Linked DNA regions of Homo sapiens: region 1 is linked to region 2. A link is an interaction called in ENCODE POLR2A ChIA-PET data of the cell type or tissue named here. Cell type or tissue: MCF 10A. All regions are shown on one strand. Links, peaks and the distances in the headings refer to the core of each region. The heading gives the core; the rest is flanking DNA. Region 1 overlaps THRB (thyroid hormone receptor beta). Region 2 overlaps THRB (thyroid hormone receptor beta).

Region 1 (2,919 bases), core at 293-2,792, 58 kb after region 2:
TATTTACAGCCATTTATATACTGCCGTCACCACAGTCTCCTTTCAGGATACCTTCATCCACCCCAAAAGGATCCCTTGTATCCATGAGCAGTCACTCCCCATCCTTAAACCAATCCCTCACCCCCACCACCCAGCCCTAGCTGACCACTCGTCCACTTCCTGTCTCTATAGTGTGCATTTTTTTTAACCTAGACATTGCCTGGCAACTCCTCATAATTAGAATTTAATAAGTGTTTCCTCAAAATCTGTCATTTTTGAGAAAATTTATTTCCTTTTGTGTCACTGGGCCTCCCTTCCTCCATTCAGCACCTGTCCCTAGCACCCCCAACAAGGGTGTTCTCCATTTAACGAGTATTTACTAAGGGCCTGCTATGAACTACACACTGTGTTAGCACTTGGGGTCATCAGTGAACAGAATGAAAAAGATCCCTGTCCCCGTAAAGCTGACTTCCTAGCAGAGGGAGAAAAAACAGTCAACAACAGCAGCAGCAAAGCACAGAAGTAAAATGTACAGCATGTTAAAAGACACTAAGTACTATGGCAAAGAGAGACAGGAGAGGAAGATAAGGGGTATTGGGAAGCGCCGTGCCCAGGGAAGGGGCAGGTGACAGCACTGGGATGTTCAAATAGGCATCCCGAGAACTTCAGGTGTTCAACCCTTAATGGAGGTGAGGGAGGGACCCAAGCAGGTGTTGGAGGCATGAGCATTTCAGGCAAGGAAAAATCCTGACGCAAAAGGCCCTCTTGTAGGGGGCACATATGACACGTTCGAGGAAGAGGAAGGAGTTGGTGAAGCTGAAACTGGGAGAGGAGAGACAGAGAGGCAGATGGGGCAGATCCTTGTGGGAGCCACAGTGGGATTTTGAGCAGAGGGGTGACAGGAGCGGAATCGTATCCTACCTGTTGGAATGCCATTTTAAACAGAGATGAGAAGGGGCAAGGGCAGATGCAGGAGACCCCTGGATACTACTTCAGAGGCTACTTTAGGGCCTCTAAACCTAAGTGGCTCTCAATCTTGGCTGGGCATCAGAATCACCCACGCTGCTTTACAAACTGAGGCCTGAGCTACAGACACTAATTGGCCTGGAGTGCACCTGGGCACTGGGATTTTTTTTTTTTTTTTTTTTTTTTTTTCAAAGGTGCGCAGGTGATTTTGATGTGAAAGCCAGGTTGACCATGAGAGCTTTCAGAGCACTAAGTAGTCCCCCTGATTTGACTTTGCAGCTAGGAAACAAAACCCCACAGATGACCCCTCTTGCTCATTGGCAAAGCTGTGCTGAGAGGCAGCCAAAAATCTTGCTGCTATAGCAGTGGCAGGACTGGTGCTGCAGACAGTGTGCAAACTGGGATGGGGCTGGCTGGAGCCCACCTGGATCATCAGACCTTGAGGTCAATCTCATTCTTTGGCTGGATGCAAACACGAGCCTCTGAATGTGAGAGCAAGGCTTTCTCTCTGCACCTAAGAAAGGGCTTATTGTAATATATTAGGGCAGAAGAGAAGGATAAGGCTAGAACCTCAAGAAGAAGGTATGTGATTCACTCAACAAACAGTGTTTAAGAATAATAGTGACAGTGTGCCAGGCATTGTGCAAGGAGCAGCTGAGAAAAAAATAAGGTTTAACTGTCCTTGCCCAAGCCAAATGGCTCAAAGTGAGCACCGTCTAATATTTCAAAATGTGTTATTTGTGGGAAGGCTTTAAATAAGCCAGAGGGGAGGGGGGATTCTTCAGTTGCATATCTGAGCTGCTGGCATTTCTAATTCAGAGGGATGAATAGAACATTATTGTGTTGCATCGGTACAAGTACAGCAGGAAAAAAAAAATGCTTGGAGCCGTGAGCCGAACATGAATCAGCAATCTGGTTCTATTGTTCGGAAAATAATCACCATGCTGGGAGCATGGAATTTAAGAATCATGCAGAAATGCCCTTCCCCCTCCCAGCAGGAAACAGACATTGGCTAAAACATGCCATCTTGTTTTTGGCTTCCTGAGCTGAAAAGAATGTAAAAAACTTGGAGAGGATTTAGGGAAAGCTGATTTGTAAATATGGAAAATACAACCCATAAGAAATGGGAGATAATTTAGACCCAGTGTTGGCAACCTCTCAGAGGTGGCACGCCAAGGGAGTGTTTATTCACTCTTGTGAGCAGGCAGTACAGCTGCCCTAGCTTCAAGAAATAACTCATGTTTTTTGAGTTCCTACTATGCACTGATCAGTGTGCTAACTTGTGGGGGGAGGAAGGAGAGTGGTCCCTACCTTTTGAAGACCTTCTAATTTGTGGCGATGGGCAGGGGAGTGCACCAATACTATAAAGCAGTAGTTCTCACACTCAAGTGTGCATCAGAAACATAGGACCCGAACCCCACCTTCAGAGTTTATAACTCATTAGGTCTGGGATAGAGGCGGTGCATCTGCATTGCCATCTTGTTCCCAAGTGATCTGATTCTGCTGCCTGCATACTTTGAGAACCCCGCTCTAAGAAAATAAGTACAAGGGGCAGGCAAGGAGGGTTCAATACAGAAGTCCACTAGAAAGGTGCACTTGGTTTGTTGGTGCAATAGCAGGTACCCCTTTTTGGATCTGTTCTCTAGCACCTAGCTAATGAGTGTTAATTGGCAACGTGCTTTGGATAGATCACACTGGCCATGACTGCCACCATCCAAGGAAGGGTGACAAGAGGCACAAGAATAGATTTCTCTGTAGGCCTGAGGAAGTTGAGCAGGACATAATACAGTAAGACATACACATGTGGCCTCGCAGTGGCAGAGCAAATGGCTGTAGGGTTAAGAGGACAGTAGGGTGACCTGTCTCCACGCTCAAACTCAAGCACTTCTCCCATGAGCAGAAGGTCTCAGTGGAATCACCTGAGTGGCTTTTCTAAGTACGCATTATTGGGCCCAGGCCTGGAGACGGTGAGCA
Region 2 (2,919 bases), core at 326-2,825:
GCAAAGGAGTAAACAAATTGATCAGTACAACAGAATGGAGGGTACATCTAGAACGGTTGTTGCCCTACTTGCTAATACATTCAAAAGTAAATGATAGGTGGATAATGGTACACATTAATTTAAATTAAGCAGCAAACATGTATTGATTTGCTATTGCTGCCATAACAAATTATCACCAACCTAGCGGCTTAGCCAACACCAAGTTAGGGCCTTGCAGTCTGTAGGGAAGAAGTCTGATACAGGCTTCACAAGGGCTTAGGTTTCAGCCTGGAGCCTCTGAGGGAGAATCAACTTTCTTGCCATTCTCAGAGGTCAGCCATACTCCTTGGCTTCCTTCCTCCATCTTCAAAGTCAACAATGTTGCATCTCTCCAACCCTTCTTCCATAGTGACATCTGCCGCTCAAGGATTCAGGTGACTAGATTGGGCCTACCTGGATAATCCAGAATAATATCCCCATCTCAAAATCTGTACCCTTAATCACATCTGCAAAGTCCCTTTTGCCATGTAAGATAGCATTTTTACAGGATTCGGCAATAAAGTCATGGACTTTTTGGGGAACCATCTTTGTGCCTACCACAAACATTTTAGAGAAAATTTGGGAGAATAATTTTATACCCCAAGTGTCAGGGAAATGTTTATAATCAATACAGAGCTAATTAATAAGGGATAGATAAAAAGATAAGCATACTGTACCATGTAATTTTTTAATTGCATGACCAAACATATCATAAACAAACTAAAAAATACAGGCTAGATAGGTGTCTTACAACATGTGGCAAAGTGTTAATGTCTGCTTTGCCACAGCATTCATAAGAATCAGTAGGGAAAATGGGGAAAAGATATAAGTAGTTAACTCACAGAAAAGCACATTCAAATGATCATTAAAACCACATGAAAATACGCTCAACCTCAGAAGTTTTCAGACAAACACAAAAGTTTATGGTAACAATGAGTATATTTAGTTTCCTAGGGCTGCAGTAACAAATTACATGAGCTTGGTGGTTTAAAACAACAGGAATATATGCTCACAGTTCTGGGGAGAAGAAGTTTGAAATCAAGGTGTTGACAGGGCCACACTCCCTCTGAAGGCTCTAGGAGTGAATCCCTCCCTATCTCTTCCAGAGTCTGGTGGCTCCTGGTGTTCCTTGATTTATGAATGTGTAATTCCAGTCTCTGCCTCCATCTTTACCTGGCCCTCACCGCTTCTCCCTGTGTCTCCCCTCTGTGTGTCTCTTATAAGGACACTTGTCATTCAATTTAGGGCCAGCCAGATAAGCCAGGATAATTTCATGTAGAGATCCTTAATTATATCTGCAAAGACTCCCTTTCCAAATTAGGTCATATTCATAGTTTTGGGGGATTACCACATGGACATATGTTTTGGGGGTCCACCATTCAGTCACTACAATGAGATACCCCTCCCATCAAATTAGTAAAATTTTAACTTTTTTCATTGACATATACAAGCTTGTAATATATTCCAAATACAAATCTACCAAATATATGTATTACAGATTTAAAAAATAATTAGCAAATATTTCAAAGGAGCGATAATATCCACCACTGCAGTTAGATGAAGAGATGGGGGGAGTCTAATACATTCCTGTGGTCTTTGAACTTTTGAAAAGCAATCTGGCAAACTCTATTAATAAAAAACACAGGGAGATATCATATATGACCCAGCTTTTGGAAGCTAGCCCATAAAAATAAAAGCATTGATATGCAAGATTCTGTGTACAGGAATTTTATTGCATCATTGTTGTAGGGAGGGAAAGAAGAATCTGGAAACCAAGCGAATGCCCAGAAATTGGGGAATAGTTGGGAAATAAATGTGGTGCACGTGTATCATGGATATTATATACTGTATGCATAGAGATTCGAGAACTACATGGATGGATGAGTATTAGGTTTTATCATGGCCAGAGTGGTTGGTAGATCATGCAAGAATCCATGTTTGAGGGTTTAAGTGAAAAAAATTCCTTTCTTTTGAGTCGCAACACCTGGAATAGTGTATCAACTTTGTCCTTAATTCCTGGTGTAACTGAGCAAAGTCACGTGTAACCAGCCACCCTGGGTCTCTGGTTGCTCAGCCTCAGGTGAGGAGGTGGCACTGCCTGTGAGTATATGCTAAATTCCAGGAGTAGCAAAGTGTTCTGCCCTCCCTCAGGCATAGGGAAAATATTGTTTTGTGTTGGCTGGACAGATCTAGAGATGTAATCGGTGGCTTTTGAAGAGTCATTGCTGAGTAAGTGAGAAAAATTTTATGCCATTTAGTCTAGGAATTGAGAGTCAGTGTTGGGATGTGCAACTCAAAGCTGTCCTGCTCCTCTTTCCTGTAATTCCCCTGGAGTATTTTCAGCAATAGGAACACACTGAAAAAGTACACTGCTTCCTCCTCCAGAGAAAACCACATGCATTTAAAGGTATAAACTCTGGTATGTTTGCTAAAAAAAAAAAAATAAATAAATAAATAAATAAAAAAGCATACTTCCCCAGAAGCCTCAAGGCTTCCTGGAATTTCTGTTAAGAATTCAGATGTACTGATGATAAATTTCTAAATACCACAATTTCAGCCAATTCTGTTAACAAATAGGAAAAAAAAAGAAAGTTTTTATGACCACAGAAACTGTTTTAAAAAATTGTGGGGGAAATGCAGTTACACTTGGTAATCTGTGAAAAACAGAGATCAGATAGAGTTCTTGATCTTTTCAAATTTTTTGCATATTGTATAGGATACAGCATCGGGTCTGTACCAACTACAGGACACTTACAAATAAGTTATTCACATTAAATTTCTTGAAAAGCATCCAAAGATCAAGTTACTCATTCTCCTTCCCCCAGGCAAGGCTGGAGAACTACACAGCCCAGGCTCTTTAAGGTCTTTCTTATTTTTAAAGAACTCTTAGTTATAATGCAT

What was found. Peaks named below come from ENCODE experiments on the same cell type or tissue, not always from the same donor. Only the 100,000 strongest peaks of a DNase experiment are listed, where the experiment ranks them.
Region 1: POLR2A ChIA-PET joins it to region 2 with 5 read pairs; 1 of 35 experiments calls an interaction of 5 or more read pairs at or near these places.

Annotation. Positions count from the first base shown.
Region 1 is chr3:24,241,284-24,244,202 of GRCh38, reverse strand. All of the region lies in intron 3 of THRB (thyroid hormone receptor beta), which reads left to right. Among named protein-coding and RNA genes, the nearest start is that of THRB-AS2, 91 kb to the right of the region's middle. In MCF 10A, for the core only: no CTCF peak of the experiment used is centred there; a DNase peak (open chromatin) is centred at 1,702.
Region 2 is chr3:24,299,332-24,302,250 of GRCh38, reverse strand. The region is part of intron 2 of THRB (thyroid hormone receptor beta); the gene reads left to right. Among named protein-coding and RNA genes, the nearest start is that of THRB-AS2, 150 kb to the right of the region's middle. In MCF 10A, for the core only: no CTCF peak of the experiment used is centred there; DNase peaks (open chromatin) are centred at 1,760 and 2,210.